Linked DNA regions of Homo sapiens: regions 2 and 3 are each linked to region 1. A link is an interaction called in ENCODE POLR2A ChIA-PET data of the cell type or tissue named here. Cell type or tissue: MCF 10A. All regions are shown on one strand. Each heading gives the region's core, and the rest is flanking DNA. Links, peaks and the distances in the headings are about the cores only. Region 1 overlaps LAPTM4A-DT (LAPTM4A divergent transcript). Region 2 overlaps LOC124905977. Region 3 overlaps SDC1 (syndecan 1).

Region 1 (8,085 bases), core at 2,139-6,138:
GAACTGTGCATGCGAGGGATCTAGGTTGTGCACTCCTTATGAGAATATTTGTTTGTTTCTTTTTTGTTGTTGTTGTTATCTCCTTATGAGAATCTAACTAATGCCTGATGATCTGAGGTGGAACAGTTTCATCCCCAAACCATCACCCCACCCCTGTCCGTGGAAAAATTGTCTTTCACGAAACTGGTCCTTGGTGCCAGGAAGGTTGGGGTCTGCTGGCGTACAGTGTTTATAAAGTCTACAGTGGCATAATGTCCTAGACTTTCCCATTCACTCAGCACTCTCTCACTGACACCCAGAGCAACTTTCATCTTGTAACCTCCATCCATGTTAAGTGTCCTATGCAGATGTAGCATCTTTTGTCTTTTATACCATATTTTTACTGTACCTTTTCTATGTTTAGCTATGTTTAGATACACAAATACTTACTATTATGTTACAGTTGCCTACAGTATTCAGTACAGTAACATGCTGTATGGGTTTATAGCCTAGGAGCATAGTCTATACTATATAGCCAGGTGTGTAGTAGGTTACACCATCTAAGTTTGTGTAAGTATATCCTATGATGTTCATGCAACAATGAAATTGCCTAATGACACATTTCTCAGAATGTATGCCCATCATTAAGCAATGCATGACTGTATTATTTAAAAAAAATTTTTTAATGGTAGCATATTTTATATACTGTTCTATATCTGGCTTTTTTAATAATAATTTATCTTGGAGATATATATTATGTTCTTAGTACATTTAGAGCTACCTTTCTTTTTTTTTTGAGATGAAATCTTGCTCTATCTCCCAGGCTGGAGTGCAGTGGCACAATCTCAGCTCACTGCAACCTCCACCTCCCAGGTTCAAGCGAATCTCCTGCCTCAGCCTCCCAAGTAGCTGGAATTACAGGCACCAGCCACCATGCCTGGCTAATTTTTGTGTTTTTAGTAGAGATGGGTTTCACCATGTTGGCCAGGCTGGTCTTGAACTCCTCACATCAGGTGATCCACCCACCTCGGCCTCCCAAAGTGCTGGGATTACAGGCGTGAGCCACCGTGCCTAGCAGAGCTACTTTTCTTTTTAATGGCTGCATAGTGTTCCACTCATACCCATGATGGTTATTTATTTATTTATTTATTTATTTATTTATTTATTTATTTTGAGATGGAGCTTCTCTCTTTTGCCCAGGCTGGAGTGCAGTGGCAGGTTCGTGGCTCACTGCAACCTTTGCCTCCTGGGTTCAAGTGATTCTCCTGCCTTAGCCTCCTGAGTAGCTGGGGTTACAGGTGCATACCACCACGCCTGGCTAATTTTTTGTATTTTTAGTAGAGATGGGGTGTCACCATGTTGGTCAGGCTGGTCTCGATCTCCTGACCTTGTGATCTGCCTGCCTTGGCCTCCCAAAGTGCTGGGATTACAGGCATAAGCCACCATGCCCAGCCCCGGTTATTTTTTGTTTTATTTATTTATTTTGAGACAGAGTCTCGCTCTGTCACCAGGCTGGAGTGCAGTGGTGCAATCACGGCTCACTGCAACCTCTGCCTCTCGGGTTCAAGCGATTCTCCTGTCTCAGCCTCCCAAGTAGCTGAGATTACAGGCATGTGCTACCACACCTGGCTAATTTTTGTATTTTTAGTAAAGATGGGGTTTCACCATGTTGGCTAGGATGGTCTCGATCTCTTGACCTTGTGATCCACCTGCCTTGGCCTCCCAAAGTGCTGGGATTACAGGTGTGAGCCACTGTGCCTGGCCTGCCCTGGTTATTTTTATGTCAACTTGGCTGGGCCACAGAATGCCCAGCTACTTGGTCAGACATTATTTTGGATGTTTCTGTGAAGATGCTTTTGGATGAAACTTACATTTAAATCAGTGAACTCTGAGTAGGTAGATTGCCTTTCACAACACAAATGGGCCTCATCCAATTACTTGAAGGTCTCAGTAGAACAAAAAGTTGACCTTCCCCAATTAAGAGGGAATTCTGCCACAGACTGCTTTCAGACTTGAATTGCAATATCAGCTCTTTCATGTATCTCCAGGCTCAGTGCCTTTAAAGTCAAACTGCAACTGTTTCCTGCATTTCCAGCCCACTGGCCTCCCCCATTAGATTTTTGGCTTGGCAAACTTCCACAATCATGTGAGCCAATCTCTTAAAATAAATTTCTTCAAAAATACACAACACACACATACACACTTTCACTGTTTCTCTGAAAAATCCTGACTAATATAACACCATAGTCTATCTGACATAGTCCATTAATGGACACAGGTTTTTTCATTTTCCTGCTATTACAAACAATGCTGCAATGAATAAATATGTCATCATGCACGCGCCAAGCCCATATTTTAACCACTGTGTTATTTTGCTTCAGTACAAAGGAATTTAGAAAATCCCTCCAAGCAATAGCCAGGCTAGCTTGGGTATGTCTTGCTACAAATCTTAGTGTCATTAGTCACTAGGAAAGTGCAAATTGCAATCAAAATAAGCTATCCTTATGTATTAGTCCATTCTCGCATTACTATAAAGAAATGCCTGAGATTGAGTAATTTATAAAGAAACTATGTTTAATTGGCTGACAATTCTGCAGGCTGTACAGGAAGCATGGCAGCATCTGCTCCTGGAGAGGCCTCAGGAAACTTACAATCATGGCGGAAGGCAAAGGGGAAGCAGGCACATCTTACATGGCTGGAGCAGGAGGAAGCAGGGGGAGGTGCTACACACTTTTAAACAACTAGACCTCACGAGAACTCTATCACAAGACAGCACCAAGGAGATGGTGCTAAACCGTTGGAAACCAGCCCCATGATCCAATCATTTCCCAGTAGGCCCCACTTCCAACACTACAATTCAACATGAGATTTGGGCAGGGACACAGATCCAAACCATATTACCTTATATGCACCTACTAGAATGGTTAAAAGTATAGACTGGCCATATTAAGTGTTGGTGAAGATATGGAGCAACTGGAACTCACCCTGTTAGTGGGAGTATAAAATGGTGCAACTACTTTTTGGAACAGCCAATTTCTTAAAACAATAAAAATACATCTATGAGGTGACACCGACATTACACTCCTAGGTATTTTCCCAAGAGAAATGAAAGCATATGTCCGCACAAAGACATGCACACAAACGTTCATAGCAGCTTTATTTGTAGCAGCCAAAAACTGGAAACAACCAAAGGCCCATCAACTGGTAAATAAACAAATTGCACTGTATCATACAATGGAATTTTACACAGCAATAAAAAGGAGGGAACTATCAATTCCTGCAGCAATAAAAATGAGTCTGAAAATAATTATGCAGAGTGAAAGAAACCAGACAAAATGTGTAAATACTGTATGATTCCACTTATATAAAATTCTAGAAAATGCAAATTAATCTGTAGTAACAGAGAGCAAATCAGTGCTTGCCTGAGAACCGAGTTGGGGAGCCAGGAAACTTTTGGAGGTGAGGATATGTTCATTATTTTGATTGTGATGGCCATTTCACTTACGTTGAAACTCATCAGATTGTACACTTTCAATATATTCAGTTTATTGTATTTCAATTATATATCAAAAAACTATAAAACTCTTATTTTGAAAGTCAAAAGGTGAATAATAATGTTTTTGTTGTTTTGGTAAGTATTTTAGAACAATCTTAATCTCTCCATGTAAATGAATGCCTTAGGCAGATAGAGAGAATGTCAGATATTCAGAAAAGTAAAAGAGAAAAAGCACATTAATATTTTTCCAAAATATCGTCCCAGTTGCAAATTTATATTGTGAGTGTGCCCCCGACTCCCACACTGCCCTTCAGTTTCATGGCCCACCACACCCCAAGGCCATCCGAGCTGCACCATGCTGAACTAGCAGTTTTCCAGACACACCAGGCTGTGGTTACCATGATGGGTAGAGCAGGCAAAGCTAGGACCTGCTGCAAAGTCTCCAGAGAAGAGGCTCACTCTGCAAGATACCTGAGGATGTCCAAGGGCCCCATGCTCTTCCCTGATCTGAACTGAATGCTTCTTGCCTGGCCCTAAGCTGTGAAAGAGAAAGATGAGTCAGTACCACAGTGCTTGGCAAGATGCCAGCAAAGAGGCTGGGCACTCCTCACCACTTGGCAGCCTGGGCAAATGCCCACCTGCCAGGCCCATACAGGCCCTTGGCAGCTGCCCAGGTCCAGGGCTGGGTGCTGGGATGAGCAACAGAAAGCGGCTTTATGAAGCTCTTACTGTCAGCACAGGTCAGAGGCCAGAAGAAAATGGATGCACCGAGAGAAGAGAGGAAAGCTACACTCTGCAGGCAAGGGCCGAGCCAGTTCCCCAACACGCTGGCCCAGCCCTCTTTCATGGCTGCATGCCAGAGAGGCTGGGGCCTCTTCCAGATTCTCATGCTCTCTGTAATTCAGCAAGCCCCAAACTTGGTGGCCTGGGATTGTCCGGAAGCAGAAGACTAGGGCAGACTTTGACCTCTTCTATGTAGTTGTCACTGACATCCATTGTTCTTGGTGTCTGGAACTCCCTCCTTCCCCAACCAGCCCACATCTAGTTCCTCAACCCCTGGCAGAAGGGTCTGCTGGGCTTGTTATGCTTCTCTTGGACTTCAGAGGACAATATTCTCCATTTTATGAGCTAAACACCAGAGGTTAACATATCGTGCCCATCATCTGTGCACCCAGTAGGGACAAATGTCAATGGAAACTGCATTATTTATTATTTTTAAACATTATAGTCCGGGTGTTTGGCAAATCTATTTTTAGGATGAAGAGAGAGATGCTGAAAAGCTGAGATCTTGAAAACAAAAACGCCAAGGATTCTGGTTTCTTTGATTTCACTCGCTGAGATCCCCTTTTCAGCCCAGGACTCTGCCCACTCTCCTATTGTGCAGGGTTGCTGTCGCTTACACACACAGGATCTTTAAGTTCCCTGGAGACTCACAAACTTGGTTATGCTTGGTTATTTGTCTTGATTTTAGATGTTCAGCAGTAGCTATTAAATTGAATGGTGAGGGGTGGTAGAATATTTCACTCTCAGTAGTAAGTATTTAGAAGATCCTACCATTAAAAGCAATGTGGGGTAAACTCAGTGTACAAAGAATCCCAAGATCAAGTACTTGTGAGGTATTAAAAACCCACCGAAGGCAAAATCACTCAGAAGCCTCATTTGACCTTGTCCTGAATGTGGCAGGGATAGTAGGGGCAAATGTATTCCGCTCAGTTAGGAAATGTTTGACACATATGGTCAAGATCATTACAGCCTGGACTAGAGAACTAGGGAGATGTGTTTCATATTTTTCAGAAATAATACGGAGCCTAAGGATCAGACCAGAGGTGTGCCTTACCCACTATGTCTGATCCAACAGTATATTGGTCAGGGTTCAACCAGAGAAACAGAACCAGTAAGAGGTATGCACTAAGAGATTCTTGCAAGAAATTGGCTTCCACAGTTGTGGGGGCTGGCTGGGTGAGTCTGAAATTCCTAGGGCAGGCCTCAGGGAAGGGCAGGCCTCAGGGAAGGGCAGGCTGGGACTTTGGGGTGTGGCTGAAGCTGCTGTTACAGGTAGAGTTTCTTCTTCTACAGGGAAGAAGAAATTATATGCCCCAGATGATCTAGAATAATCCATTTTACTTAAATCAACTGATAATGGACTTTAATCATGTCTACAAAATACCTTCACAGCAACACTTAGATTAGTGTTTAATTGAATAAATGGAGACTGCTACTCAATCAGGGTGATACTTTAAAAAGCCATCACAACAGATTCCGCCTATGGGCCTCTGTCTAAGCCATTTCCAAGGCCCTCTTGAGAAATCTGGTGGATCAGTAGGTGAGGCAGCAACTGGGGCACCTGAAAGGTAAGTTCCCTATGATGTAAGGGTGAAGGTAAGTCCCCTACAATGAAGGGGTGAAGGGAGGGCCCCCAGCCCAGACCGTCAGGCACCACCCGGCTGTACACCTTTATACCATGGAATTTCAGGAAGCCCAGAGCCCCAGAACTGGGTGAACCTGTAGACACTCCTAGTCAAACTCTCTCATTGTCCATTAGGAAACCTATGGCCTGCATCAATGAAATAGCCAAGATCAACCAGAAAAAGAATATTGGTCTCCCATCTGCAAGACTGGGGAAAAAATTAGAAGACTGAGGGGATGAGGAAGGAAAGAAAACAGCCTAATGGAGAAGATCCTCAAACCTCAGACCTGGAAGTGAGCCTGGGGCTTCCCTAGTCTACCCCTGCATTGCACAGATGGGGAGACTGAGGCCCTAAGAGGCGGAAGAACTGACTCAAGCTCACTCTGTGAGTTGAGGGTGGAACTGGAACTGAACTCAGACCCACACCTCCTGGCAAAGTGCTCAATGCCCTCTGCCCGCGCAGCCCTCCTGCTCTCCTAACAAGCTAGAGACACTAAAAGCTGCCTCTCCAGGAGAATCGCTTGAATCCGGGAGGCAGAGGTTGCAGTGAGCCAAGATCGTGCCACTGCACTTCAGCCTGGCGACAGAGCAAGACTCCGTTTCAAAATACATACATACATACATGCATACATACATACATACATACATACATACATACATACATACAAAAGCTGCCTCTCTAACCCCCAGACATTTTGAATTCATGTTTTTGCCACAAAGTGTTCTTGGAATCAAAGAATCAATTCATTAATCTGGGTAATTAGTTTAGGAACCAGAGGGCTTGGAGACTGTGCTGTGAGAACAATTCCAAGCTCAGTCTCTACACTGAAAAACCTAACTACCTCTGACCTGTGTCCACAGGTGACACCTCAGCCTCAGCCAGGAAAAAGCTGGAGGCTCTGCACACGCCTCCCCCATCCCGCCCTCCCCAGTTCTTACCCCCAGAGGGACATATGGCTCAGGACAGGTATCCTGTGGGCAGTGGGGCAGGGACACCCTCCTCCTGTTCCTCTCCTGTATTTTACAAATGGCAACATGGAGCACAGAGAAATAATCTGTTCATGGCCATCCCACAAGCTAATGACTAAAAATTCTAGTCCTCTGTATTAGTTTGTTATCACGCTGCTGATAAAGACATACCCGAGACTGGGCAATTTACAGAAGAGGTTTAATCGACTTTCAGTTCCACCTGGCTGGGGAGGCCTCACAATCGTGGCAGAAGGTAAAAGGCAGTCTCACATGGCAGCAGACAAGAGAAGAGAGCTTGTGCAGGGAAACTCCCCTTTATAAAACCATCAGATCTCATGAGACTTACTCACTATGATGAGAATAGCATGGGAAAGCCCCGCCCCCATGATTCAATTACCTCCCACCGGGTCCCTCCCATAGCACGTGGGAATTCAAGATGAGTTTTGGGTGGGGACACAGCCAAACCATATCCTCTATTTCTCATTTCAATGTTTTTCTTTCTTATTTCAATGTTTTTCTTTCTTTCTTTTTTTTCTTTCTTTTTTTTTTTTTAACATTCATTTCCAGTTGATTCCAGCAGGGCAGCCCAGCACTTAGACAAGTCTACCCTGAAAGTGTCTGAAAGTGCTCAAAGTTTTCTTACTGAGTGTTAGTGGCCAGATGGAAGGTAGGCAGGCTTGGGAGGCTCAGTGAAGTATCATCTAGCTACGCCAAAGCTTACGTTAGAGGAGAAGTATTTAAGTATGGGTTTGAGGCCTCATGCTTCAAAAGAATCACACAGAGAAATATTGTGGGCCTCTGGGAGAAATTTGAGCCTTGGCTGGCTGCAAAGCTGCATAAACAGTGGTGATGACTGTGGTTAATCCAAACCCCACTCCGAGCTCTGCAGAGTCAGTTCTGCCTATGGCTCATGAAATCCCCACTCATTACTGAACCCTTTTAGGGAGGAAGAAACTGACACAAGTAGCAGAGGCAGAAAGCCACCCTGGTCACATCATGCAACTGCTGGGAGATGCCCTGTGTCATAAAAGGTCACATTTCTAAACGGCTAATGCTAACCCCAGATGCCAAAGCTGGGCAGAAGCAGGTTTGCAGAGCTCTCTAGAATACGTGTTCTTGTGAGCTTCAATGGCCCGGTTTTCTGCAATTCAGGGCAGATGACTCCATGTCTGGGTTGCCCATCCATCAGCAAAGATTTATCAAGCTGGGCTAGTGTTAGGTGGTTTGGTATATA
Region 2 (8,085 bases), core at 2,148-6,147, 420 kb after region 1:
GTGCTCCATCCTCTCTGCCCTCCTCCATAAACCATCTGTGACAGGGTGGCATCTCCAGCAGGCCGGCAGTGCAGAAGGGAACATGTGCAGCCATATTTCAGCCTGGACACCAGGACTTTAATGTGAACGCCTGCGTGTCTGGTGCTGAAGTTGCGCTGAAGCTGATTTGTGGCCGTCTGAATTTACAGCCTCGGAGAACAACAGCATCCACCAACTAGACCCATATGTGTTCAGTCCCCAAGCCTGGGTCTCAGAGAACAGCACAGGGGAAGGATGCGGAGGGGAGCAAGAAAGGAGATTTTATTTTGGTTCCCAGCAATCGGTGGTGAAATAGACACGCACACAGCGGTTTCCTAGTGGCATTTTAAGGGCATCCACCCGCTCTCACAACTCATCCTCCTTCTCTCTCTCACCCAAGGTTTTCTGCACAGCCTTGAGCTTGAAGAGATTTATAGAAGTAACTCAAAATCACAAACATCCTACTGTCCAAGGCTGGCACCACAAAGTCACCTGCTTAGTCTGGAATTCCCACGAACTCTTAATCTCATTACACCAGCTCTGAGCTTCAAAGACAGCAGGGCTCAGTTTTCCTTGTGGGTGGGACTGGATTGCTCTGCTCCCAGGCAAGCACAGAAAGACCCTATAGAAGGACACAGGGCCTGACTCACATAATGGGAGGGCTCCAGCAGGGCTCAGCCTCCCACAGTCTCTCCTGTTGCTGCTGCCTTGTGACAGGTCTGAACTCTCCTAAGCCAGGGAGATAAGCTAGCCCTCCACCAAGCCCTCTAGCTCCAAGATCCAGAAACCCAACAGTTAGTGAACATTCTAGCAGCTCTGCACTAGGCCTAATCCTATCAGGTTATGAATTACTCTTTCTTTCCCCAATAAAGAAAGAGTCTAAAATGCTTTCCCCCAGGGGCAGGTGACATAGACTTGTTCAGACTATGGCAGGGCCTGACATCAGCACCTGTCCTGAGAGCAGATATGCAGTCTCTGGGGTGAGTCCATGAGGGCACAGCAGGATGGAAGGGGAAATGGGGAGAAAGGTCTGCGAGTGGGTCATAGTTGCCAGGCTTGCGTTCTGTCTTCCACCCAGGAAACAGAAGGTATGGATGTTCCTGGGCATCTAACATTCTTTCTTGATCAATCCTTGTCAAGTGGCATTGTTTACGGGGAATGTAGCCTCTCTGCGAGTTAGGGGTGTGTGCGTGTGTGTGCATTTGTGCATATGCGCGCATGCACGCATATGCTTATGAGGAGAGACAGTGGTAGCAAGGTGACAGCAGAGATGAGGCATGACAGGTAGAAAGGGTTCCTAAATCAGAGTAAGAGGACTGTGTTCAAAGCAATGGCTCTGTCATGTCCTGGCAATGTGTACTTGGGCCAGTCACTGTGCTCTCTGAATGTGAGATTTCTTTGCTAGAAAAATGGATAATAATCCCTTCCCTGCTTACCGTCTTCCCAGGGCTGTTAGGATGACAAAGGAGAGGACGTATATGCAACATCATCCCATAGACTATAAATCAATAAACAAAATGGTGTGTGTGTGTTGGAGGGGGTGGGATATTATACACTCATAGGAAATCAGTAACAGCTTTAGAGCTCACCAGGCCCAATCCTCTGATTTTAGATAAGTTCAGAAAAGTTGAGAGGCTTGCTAAGGACATACAACATTAGGCTGATGACATAAGTGGTTAGATACAAAATAAGATGGAACTCATATGTATTTGGAAATTTAAAGAAATATTCAGAAAAATAACTCTATCTACTCTTAAAACAAGACTCCACCACCACCATGGAGCTGCTTTTTAGCTTTGTTTTGTTTTCATCACAGCTGTGGATGTTTCTGTCAACATTATTCCAAACTAATGTTCGGTTTGGATTTCTAACTGCCATAAAATCTCTCAACAAAGACACCACGTTCCTCTTTGTGGATTCCTTGGTTTCTTCCCTGACCACGCTGTTACTCTGTGACCTAGGAAAATGAGCCAGGGCGGGAGAGCAAGGGATTCACCAAGAAATGCTCACATTGGAGAATGATCCTGACCTCTGGATCATAAAGTGTGGATCATTGGCAAATTGCTTAAGATAACACTGTGGCAGGGAAAGTAATGTTCAGTTTAAAAAAAAAACTGGCATCAATTCTCTGAGGGAGAGAATTGTCTTTTGTTCTGCTAAATACTTTGATTACTTTTTGGAGTGTGGAAGGTGAGCTTCCCCCCAGGACATGGCTTAACTGAGCTAGACTGGATATGGCTTCCAATCTTGGCTGTGCATTAGAATCATCTGAGCTTTGAAAAAAATATGCATGCATGTACCCCACCTTTAGAGCCTCTGATGTGATTGGTCTATGCATGGGTATCTAAAAAAAAATTCCCCAGGAGATGTGATTCCCCTAGGCCAGAACCAAACAAGAGGGGCAGGGAGAAGAGTGACAGAAGTGGAGGGGCTGATGCTTGATGGGATACAAGAGAAGGAAAACGAATTCAATCTGGGTGGCAGTGGGTTGGGGCTCTTTGCAAAGAGATGGCAGTGAGGAGTTTTTAACAAGCAAGGGGTGTTAAAAAAGGAGTCACTGGCATTTAATTTTAGGTTGGTTGTTGTGATGCAGTGTAACCCCACCCTATACCTTCAAATTCCCATGGAAAGTCTCTACCTGCCAAGGCTAGTGTCCGTAGTACTGCGGGGAACGTGCAAAAACTAAGGCAGGCTCCAGTGATGGGCCGAGAAATTCCGACACCTGCAGAAGATGAAACTGGAGCAGGGTTAAGAATTCAGGAAGAATGGGAAATTGGAGCTAGAGGGAACTGGGACAAATAGAACCACCCTAAGAATCTTCTGATATATTGCCAGAGATGCTGGGGCTCCTACTGTTGGTGGGCAAAGCATTGAAGGTGATTTTATTTTAGTCTGAATACATAGCCACCAAGAACATGAACACTTACAAAGAGCTGAGACTTAAGCCAAGGAATAAGAAATAATTCACCATCTTCCACTCCATCCACCTTTCACACTCCACATGTGGAATATTTTATAGCTATCACAGCTCATTTGCATTCTTCTTGTTTTGAGCCTTCCAACAGGCCTCAGAGGTGGGTGAGGAGGGAATTTGTCACATTTCATTGGTGAGAAAAGGTAGTCATCAGTAGCTGGAAACTTGTGTACAGCGAGTTACAGCAGTGGTGGAGCTGTGGCTCCTGGCCTGAGCTTAGTGATCGCCCCGCCATTCCAGGCTGACGTTGGTTTTTCTGACCACCTCAGCCCTGGAGGGAGATCTTCTAAGACTCTCTAACAATGTGAGTTCCATATTCAACCATTATTTAATCTCTTCTCGTTCTTCCATTTTTCGTCTCCCCTCTCTTTCTTTTCTCTCCTGTTTCCCTTCTCCATCCCTCCTCCCCACTTCCCCAGTTCCCCATCTCCTCATCCTCCTCGGCCACTGCTTCTTTAGCATTTACAGGCCCGTGCTTTCACTGGATGGATCTCCCCCCAGAGCAGTAGCTTCACATATGAAGTACGTACAAAAATGTTTTCTAGTCCTTCTTCATTATTTGGTCTTCTGTGTTTCTTTATCCCGTTCCAGGATGAGTCAAATGTTCTTACCAGCATGTATTGCAGAATCACCGAGCCTGGAATTGGAAAGCACTTGCCCTCCCTATCTGTAAGGAACTTCCTGGGCTTGCTCACCATCACCACAAATTGTTGATGTAACACTCATTCTCGGCAGATACTGAGTACTAAATATGCTAACTGGTTTCAGCTGACCTTTGCTCTAGATTCAAAAGAAAGGAATGGTGACCCATTTTTCCCACATGGAAGTAAATAGCTGAGTGTATTTTATGCCCAGGTGTTTGCCATATAGCTTGATAGAAAACCATGTCCTGGAAAACTATAAGCCAATCTAACTTATAGAAATAAACGGAGTGAGAATCATTATTTTTTATTGGTACCACTTAATGTAAAGAAAATGCACATTTTCCAAAAATATGGAAAAAACATTGCGTTTGCCTTATTGGGTCCAAATGTTAGGTTTAAATTATTTTACTATGCAAAGTTTCTTTCATATCTTGGCAGTAGTGATTTCCATTTTTATTCCTTTGGTATCCATAATCTTATGAGAATCAAAAACATATGCTTTGAGATCACTGGATAGCTCCTCCTCCAACATGTAAAAAAATGCATGGGGAAGGTTATTGCTCTGGTAGCAAAAATACCAGGAACGCTATGGGAGAAAATTATGAGGACATCTAGGCTGGATGGGAAAGAGGTTCAAAGGTGCATTCTGGTTTTCATGCTTTTGATTTGCAAGTCATTAGACTGGAAGAGCCTCTGCCTCCTGCTGACTGCCACTAGGAATGAAATTTTTTCTTGCCTATTAGGGGATGCTTATTCAATGACTCCAGGTTTGTAGTATGTGAGGAGAATGAGAGGACTGGATTCTCCAGTGCTTCTTGAGATGGGGCACTTGTTGTCTGGAGGACTGGGCTAAAAGTAGATGGACTTCTGGCATTCCTTTGTCTGCAGGAGGAGGGGGCATTTGGCAGAGTAGGAGATGTATCATGGGGGTTTCAATCTCAGGAATTTTAGGCTCACAGAGATCAGGATAAGTCAATAAAAAGATTGAGTGCTTTACGTTCTTGCCTGAAAAAGTAATTATTAGAGAACAAATTTTGAGAACAGTCAGATATTAAGGGAAGGGAAGGTGAGAAGGTATGTGGAGAAGAAGAGAAAGGGCAGATGGAGGCTCAGCATCCCCCAGGGGTAGGATGTCAAGGGTTCGTGTTGGCCTTGCCCATGCACTGGGCTGTAGTCCAGCTGTTATGTCAGCAGGTTACACAGTGCTTCAGGGATCCTCACTCAGCCAGCCTCATTTTGCAATGTTTTAAATCCTTTTACTGGGAAGTGATGATTCAGTGCAATGTCATAGGGATCCCAGTGTAGGGTGGGAGCAAACTGACATGGTGCTACATTTCAGACCCTAGGTGTACCCAGAGAGATAAAAGATATGATTCTAATGCTATCAGTTTGAGTTTTGTCTGCCTCCAGAACAGAATGTACCATCTGTAGAGGTGACTGGACTTAGACTCAGAGCTGGGCAAACTTTAAGGCCTCTATACAACAAGCATGGTGGTCGAACACCTGTAAAGAAGTGGCTTCGGTCGGGCGCGGTGGCTCACGCCTGTAATCCCAGCACTTTGGGAGGCCGAAGCAGGCGGATCACAAGGTCAGGAGATCGACACTGTCCTGGCTAATGTGGTGAAACCCCGTCTCTACTAAAAATATAAAAAATTAGCCGGGCATGGTGGCAGGCACCTGTAATCCCAGCTACTTGGGAGGCTGAGGCAGGACAATCGCTTGAACTCAGGAGGTGGAGGTTGCAGTGAGCTGAGATTGCACCACTGCACTCCAGCCTGGGTGACAGAGCGAGACCAGGTCTCAAAAAAAAAAAAAAGAAGTGGCTTCATAGGCCTCACCTGTTGTTGGGGATGTAACTCGGAGGACTGAGCTGGCTCACAATTTTGCTTATTCCTTGTTCCAGGAGTAGCCCACGAGAGCCCTAAAAGCATTGGATTCAGAGCAAAGGGCTCAACTAGAGTTTTTGGATCCCATTGATTTTAGTGGGTTCATAAACTCTATTTGTGGAATATTATACACAGATCTGTGTATTCCGGAGATACAGAACTTTCATAAAATGCCATACACATTTTTGACTCCAAAAAAAAAAAAAGGCTAAAAATCTCTAAAATGGGGAATTCTCTACTTTTGGTGAAAATGGAGTAGTGATTACTATTAGTTAGAATCTTGTTTTTCTCAGAAGCCAGGGCTGGAGATGTTCCTCCAACTGTGCCTGCTTTTCCCATTCTGTCTTTCTCTCATCCCCCACTGCAGAGTTGGTGGCACCGGGACCTGAAGTCTTCTATCTCTTTTCCTTCATGTGCTACTCTCACTTCCCTAGCCAGGATGTGGGGTTGGTAAAAACAGGTCCCTTCTACCTGACGCTTGTAACTCGAGGCCCAGCCCTGAAGATCTGAGTTCTGGAGACTAGAGTTTCATGGCGATTGTTAAGGTGATTGTTGCAGGATTTTCAATGCCCTTCAAATCTGCTGCTCCTTCTCTTTCTGATTCAAACCCAGGGACTGTCCAGTGCAATGGCTCCAGACAATAGGAGCCTGTGATTTTGTTTCTCCAGTGATATTTGCTGATAGTTTCTGTGGTCTGCAGGTCTCTTTTGATGGGTAAGTGAGCTTACTTTTCAGTATGATATGGAACCCAAATCAGGCATTTAAGACTACATCTGATATATGGCTGACCTGTCCAGCCTAAGGTCTCTCCTCCCCTGTCTCAATTTCCCTCCAGGCCAAGCCTCTAATGTTTCCCAAAACACCCAGGACCACATCATTCCCTTGCCTCCTTTGTACCTGCTGTTTGTCTTGTCTGGGCTGTGGCCTTGCTCTGTGTACACAGCCAGATGCCCCACATTTTCTCTGTCCTTGAGTTTATGATTAGTGAACAAGTATCTTAATCCACAGGCCATTCTTGCCCGTATTTCTGCAACTCATATGCTACATTTGATCCTCAGCAAAGTTATCTTGGAATGACCTTTCTCCCCTAGTCCTTTTGGAAAACTCACTCTTCTTTCAAATTCAACAGAAGCATCTTATTCTCTATGAAACTCTGTGTGATTTCCCCAAGCCAAGCTGTTCCCTCTCTCTTTTAAGGCCCCTTGTACCTGGGGGCACATGATGATTCTTGCCCTGTTTTCTCTGTATTGCACTTTTTTCTCTACATGTCTGGGAGCGCCTCTACTTGTAAACTTCTTGAAGACAGAAATTGCATCTTAGTTACTCTGCCTTTTCCTACATTTCCATATCCAGCACTCAATAGGTGCTTAGTAAATGTTTCTGAATGAATGAATAAATAAATGAATGGCAGTCACTCATCTAAGTCCTAATTAGTCGTAAGGATGAAGAATAAATGCACTCCACTCACAAATAAGCAAATATAATTGAAGTAACACAACTATTCAAAATATTTTTTCATATTATCAATTAATCTTTGTATTATATGAGGTTGGTGCAAAAGTAATTGAGATTTTTGCCATTATGGCAAAAATCTCAATTACTTTTGCACCAACCTAATAAAAGTGTAGAGAAAGTTTACAATTGTATGCTTAATAACCAAGTGGAATAATAAAGACTCCCTTACACCAGGACTCCATGACCTCCCTTACCTTGACTTTCTGACATTGGCTAGGATGCCAGTCAGAAATGCTGAGTGCCTCCTGCATGACCATCAGCTCATTGATCTCTAGAAACCAGCACAGTCTCTTTGCCAAACAAGACCTTAAAAATACTCAGGGGAAGCACCCGCAGCATTTGGGAGGTAAAGTGCTGCATTTCTTTGGGTTTCTTTGTTGCATTTCTTTGCATTTCTTTGTTGAACATGATTCAGGAAGCAGGCTTGTGTACATCTGTGTGGACAGGACAGATGTAAGAGTCCCACCAGGAACTCACCTCATCAGGACCCCAGTCTTCTCCCAGGAGGGCTCACATTGCATATCTCAATGGCTCAGCCTCCTTGGTCTCTAGGTTTCCTCTGCAAACCAAATTTTCACTCATTCAGGGTGGCTCCTTCTGCAGATCCAAGTCCTGCTCAAAATTCTCTTCACTGTGAAATATCAATGAAGCTTAAAGGCAGGGATGGAGCACACTAGTAATCAACCAGATTGGAGGATTATCACAAACAGAAAGCTAGGAGCTCAGGGAATTCAGTGGTAGACTTTCGGCCCAACCCCCCACCCTATTTCCCCATCATTAGCTTCTGCCAAGTTGCTTGGCATCCTGGGTCTCACTTTTCTTCACTATAACATGGGAATAAGAATAGTATTTCCACTTGCATCTCTAAATTATTATGAGGAGCAAATGAAATAAAGACTGAAAACATGTATCTAGTATACCATATTTGTTTGGCTTCTCACTGTATCCTTAGGGCCTAGCTGGGAGCCAGAACATAGAGGTGGCTCAGATCCTGGGGAAGTGGATGGCTTTTTGAGAAACAGAAGAGTATCATGGTGTATGTGACTCA
Region 3 (4,000 bases), core at 1-4,000, 150 kb before region 1:
GCTCCAGGGGAAGGCTGATGTGTGTATGCCCCTCACCACAAGGAGGTATGTTTGGGGTGCAGGTTGTAGAGGTGAGGCCGCAGAGGCAAGACCCTGGGCTTGGGGCTACTTCAGCAACTGTCTTATCCAGCTGCAGGTGGTCATGGGGCCCACGCCATCGCTTCCCCTGGAAGAGTGAGCTTTACCTGTGATGTTACTGCTTTTGCCCGCCCTCAGGAAGCTTTCATTTAGGTGGAGAGACAGTGTGAGAAGGTCCCTGGCATTCCTGAGACAGGTGCACCGGGTCAGCTTGCCTGTGGTCAGTACTGTGGGGATCTCGGGGAGGGGTGGCCTGAGCCTCCCCTGGCAAGTGTCCTGCTTTTTGGCAGGGCCTGTAAGGGTGGGGGCAAGCTTATGGGGCAAGGGGGGTGTGCCGTGGGAAATCTTGGGTCTTGGGGCCATTGAGTCAGGAGAGCAGAACAGGCGGCGGCTGGACCTGCTCCTGCACTCAGTCACTTGCCCAGCGACCTCTCCTGCTGCGCTCGGGGCTTCCCGAGGCTGCCACTGGTTCCTCTCCCCACTGGGAGCCCCTCAAGGGTCTCTGACCTCCTGGCTTTTATGGCTTCGTGGCTGCCTAATTTTGTGTAGAGGATGGGCCTCCTCTGGCCGTCAGCCCTGGGAAAAACTCTCTGCCTAGTGATTCACCTGAGGGTTGCAGCACCATGAGATGCTGTGTGTGTGTGTGTCTGTGTGTGTGTGTGTCTGCGTGTGTATGTCTGTGTGTATATCTGTGTGTCTCCATGTGTCTGTGTGTGTGTCCATGCATCTGTGTGTCTTTGTCCATGTACGTGTGTGTGTCCCTCTATGTGTCTGTCTCTTTGTGTTTGTGTGCGTCCGTGTGTGTGTCCGTGTGTACGTGTGTCTCTGTGTGTGTGTGTGTCTGTGTGTTTATGTGTCTGTGTGTGTCTGCGTCCGTGTATATTTGTATCTGTGTGTGTCTGTGTCCGTGTATATGTGTGTCTCTGTGTGTGTGTGTCTGTGTGTGTGTGTGTCTGTGTGTGTGGTGGGGGGGTGCTTACTGCACAGGTTGCCACTGCATTTGGGCCTTGCCTGGGCACTCCTGACTTGCCTTCCCCTGTCAGGCTGCAGTCTCAGTTTTGGGGGGCCTGGTCACTACCTGGCTGCAGCTTCCTTTTCAGACACCAGCTTCCTTTCTGCCTCCCACCTCTGCTGGTGGCCTTTTCTCTTTTTCACTGTGGCTCTGACATCCATCATGGCCTTGGCCTTGGAAATCTGTGGGAGTTATTCCTACAGAGACGGGCAGTCAGGTCACCTGGCCTTCCTGGTTCAGCTGAGCCCCGACTGTTTGGCTGTGGCAGGCCATTGCCTCTCTGGGCCTCAGTTTCCTCCTCTGCCAAAGGGTCGTTCTTCCTGTCCTCAGTTCTGAGAGCCACATGGTTACAGAGAGACCTTATCCTGGGAAGGGCAGAGGTGGCACTGAAGGACTTGTTGGGGGCTCACATTTCTCTGCCAGTATTCTTTCTTGGGACTCGAAGGAGAGTTGGTTGCCCAAGGGGTCATCGGTGGGATGGGCAAGGCCAGTGGAGGGCAGGGCAGGCTGCTTGAGGGGTGGATTCGAGCTCCTTGTGGGAGCTGGAGTGGACAGAGGTGCCTGGGTGACGTTGGGCCAGGGCTGGGGCTGTATGATGTTCTCCGCACACACACCCAAGAGTCCTGGCACCTGCCCGAGGTCCGCTCAGCAGCAGGAATGAAGGCTGTGGCGGGCAGGTTGGGGCAGTGGGGAAGGCGGGCATGTTGATCAGTCCACTCATCAGCTGAGTCATGGTGCCAGGGCCACGGGTCCTCCCCTGAGACTCACCCAACCAACCTTGATCCACTGCAAGCCCTCTGGGGGCCGGCACGAGGCAGAGAGTGCAGCAAGACACAGCCGGGGCTCAGGGGCCTGGCTTTCTGTCTTGGCCCTGCCTCCTCTCTCTCGAGTGACTGTGTACAGAGGCCTCTCTTGGTCTCAGTGAACCCATCTGTGACATAGGGGGAAGGGGCTGAGAGGCAGAGGTGAGGCAATGCTTTTGGGTGTGCATGGCCTCTTGTGGCTGTGTCGTGTGACTGGTGGGTATCTGGGGGCCTGCCTGTGCTCTGCTGCCTCAAGTTCTGAGGGCTTCATGAGACCTATCTGGCTTGACCAGATCTAAAGCCCAGATCCTGGGTACCTGCTGTGTGCGTAGCCCTGTGCAGTGGTGAGAGTTCCATATCTGGTCCAGGGGATTCCTGTAAGAGAGGGTGGCTGTTACTGGAACCAGACGAGAGAGGTGGTCTCTGCAGTGACAATGAACGGGATTCGCGATTCAGCACCTGTCACGTCTCCCCACAGGAAGGGTTTTGTCCCAGAGTCCCACGATACAGCAGTATCGAACTAGGAGCCTGGGCTGTAAGGCAGGACATTTTATGGAGCTCCAAACCTGTGGGGCTGCCTTCTGGCCATGGGAAGTGTCAGGGCAGGGGGTCTCCCTGAGGGAGCTGCAAAGGCTGCCAGTCCTGCTCTAGGACCACTCGTGTGCACCATGGATCTCCAAAGGTGTTCAGGGAACTCTTCCCCACGGTGGCGTGAGCTTGAGTTCATAGTCATTTCCACGTGGGGCTGCCTGGCTCTCTCTGTGGATCTTCTGTGCTACTCAGCAGGCTGAGAGACAGAACTCTGGCGCCTGGCCTGGGATGCGTACGGTGAGGATTGCACGTCTGCCAGGGTGGGATGTGGGGAGGTTGGAGGAACTTCTGGAGGGCCGAGGAGCTCGTGGCCAACTATGGCATTTGTCATGAACTGGGTCCCAGAAAGCCCTTTAGAACTTGGGCCCTGGCCCTGCTGTTCCCATGCTACCAATACCAGTGGTGGCCGCTGATGCTCCAGGGACCTTACCTGGTTGGGGACTTGATTGTGTCAGAGTGGCATTGACTCTACCTCCAGTAGCTTCCTGTCATCCCTGCTGCCCAGGAAACTGTCCGAGGCCTTGGAAGGCCCATCTTATCTGTAGTGTTCCAGGCGAATATGATGGTCAGGTTTGGGCTTGCAGGGCCCGAGGTTGTGGGGCGTTTCAGGAGCCTCTGAGACCTTCCTAGAGGCTGGTGTCATTCCAGCTTCTCCCAGAGAAAACCGCAGGGTGCAGTGCTGCTGTGATGGTGACCATATCTCTTCCAGGATGGGGTATCGGGGAGGGTCCGGGCGGCAAGACCTCAAGGCTGGCCAGGGCCTGCGGGGCTGAGGGCCAGGCTGGGATTGTGGGCCGTGCTTGGGCTGCATGAGATCTTCAGGCCCTGCCCCCCACCTTCCTCCCTGAAAGGGACTTGGGGCCTGGGGGAAGAGCACAGGAGGAGTTTCCCTGGGGTCAGGCCTGGAAAGTCCAGGAAGCTCACCCCTGAGTCTCCTCGGGTGAATCTGCAGCAGTGACTGGTTGTCTTGGGCTCAGGGAATTGTAGAAAGGGCATAGAGCCCCCTGCCTCCCTCCCCACCTCCCGTGAATGAGGTTCATTCTTAGAGATCTTGTCTGGAGGCTGGGCATGCAGTGGGCACTCTGGCCCACCTGTCTTCCCTGTGTAAGGCAGTCACCTGAGCCTGAAGGCCTGGGCCTTCCTGCCTTTATTGAGTCCTGAGACCTTGGGGCTTCACAGCTGAGGTGGGACCGAGAACTAGCTGGCGTGGTTAGTCCCGGCTCGGGCTGGAGTGGAGAGGTGTTGTGGAGGCCAGGAGGAGCACAGGACACGGAGTCTAGCCCACCTGGATCACATCCGGACTTCATTGCTTCCTCCCTGTGTCATCGTGAGCACGATTCTTCACCTACCCCAGCCTCAGTTTCCTCATCTGTAAAATGGAGTTTCTCATATCCTGCCCCAGAGGGCTTTTGCAGAGGTTCCATGAAATACCATATGTGATATGATTGGGGCCCCTTCCTTGCCTAGAGCACAGAGAAGCAAGTCTAGGGGAGCACTGAGGCTGACCTGTGGGAAG

The links. ChIA-PET counts read pairs that join two places held together with the same protein. Peaks named below come from ENCODE experiments on the same cell type or tissue, not always from the same donor. Only the 100,000 strongest peaks of a DNase experiment are listed, where the experiment ranks them.
Region 2: POLR2A ChIA-PET joins it to region 1 with 5 read pairs; 1 of 35 experiments calls an interaction of 5 or more read pairs at or near these places.
Region 3: POLR2A ChIA-PET joins it to region 1 with 5 read pairs; 5 of 35 experiments call an interaction of 5 or more read pairs at or near these places.

The regions. Positions count from the first base shown.
Region 1 is chr2:20,062,444-20,070,528 of GRCh38, reverse strand. The region is part of intron 2 of LAPTM4A-DT (LAPTM4A divergent transcript); the gene reads right to left. Among named protein-coding and RNA genes, the nearest start is that of LAPTM4A-DT, 14 kb to the right of the region's middle. In MCF 10A, for the core only: no CTCF peak of the experiment used is centred there; DNase peaks (open chromatin) are centred at 2,378 and 4,138.
Region 2 is chr2:19,645,560-19,653,644 of GRCh38, reverse strand. The region is part of intron 2 of LOC124905977; the gene reads left to right. Among named protein-coding and RNA genes, the nearest start is that of LINC01808, 180 kb to the right of the region's middle. In MCF 10A, for the core only: no CTCF peak of the experiment used is centred there; DNase peaks (open chromatin) are centred at 3,664 and 4,844.
Region 3 is chr2:20,215,560-20,219,559 of GRCh38, reverse strand. All of the region lies in intron 1 of SDC1 (syndecan 1), which reads left to right. Among named protein-coding and RNA genes, the nearest start is that of SDC1, 7.6 kb to the left of the region's middle. RefSeq lists an enhancer at 3,570-4,000. In MCF 10A, for the core only: no CTCF peak of the experiment used is centred there; a DNase peak (open chromatin) is centred at 1,809.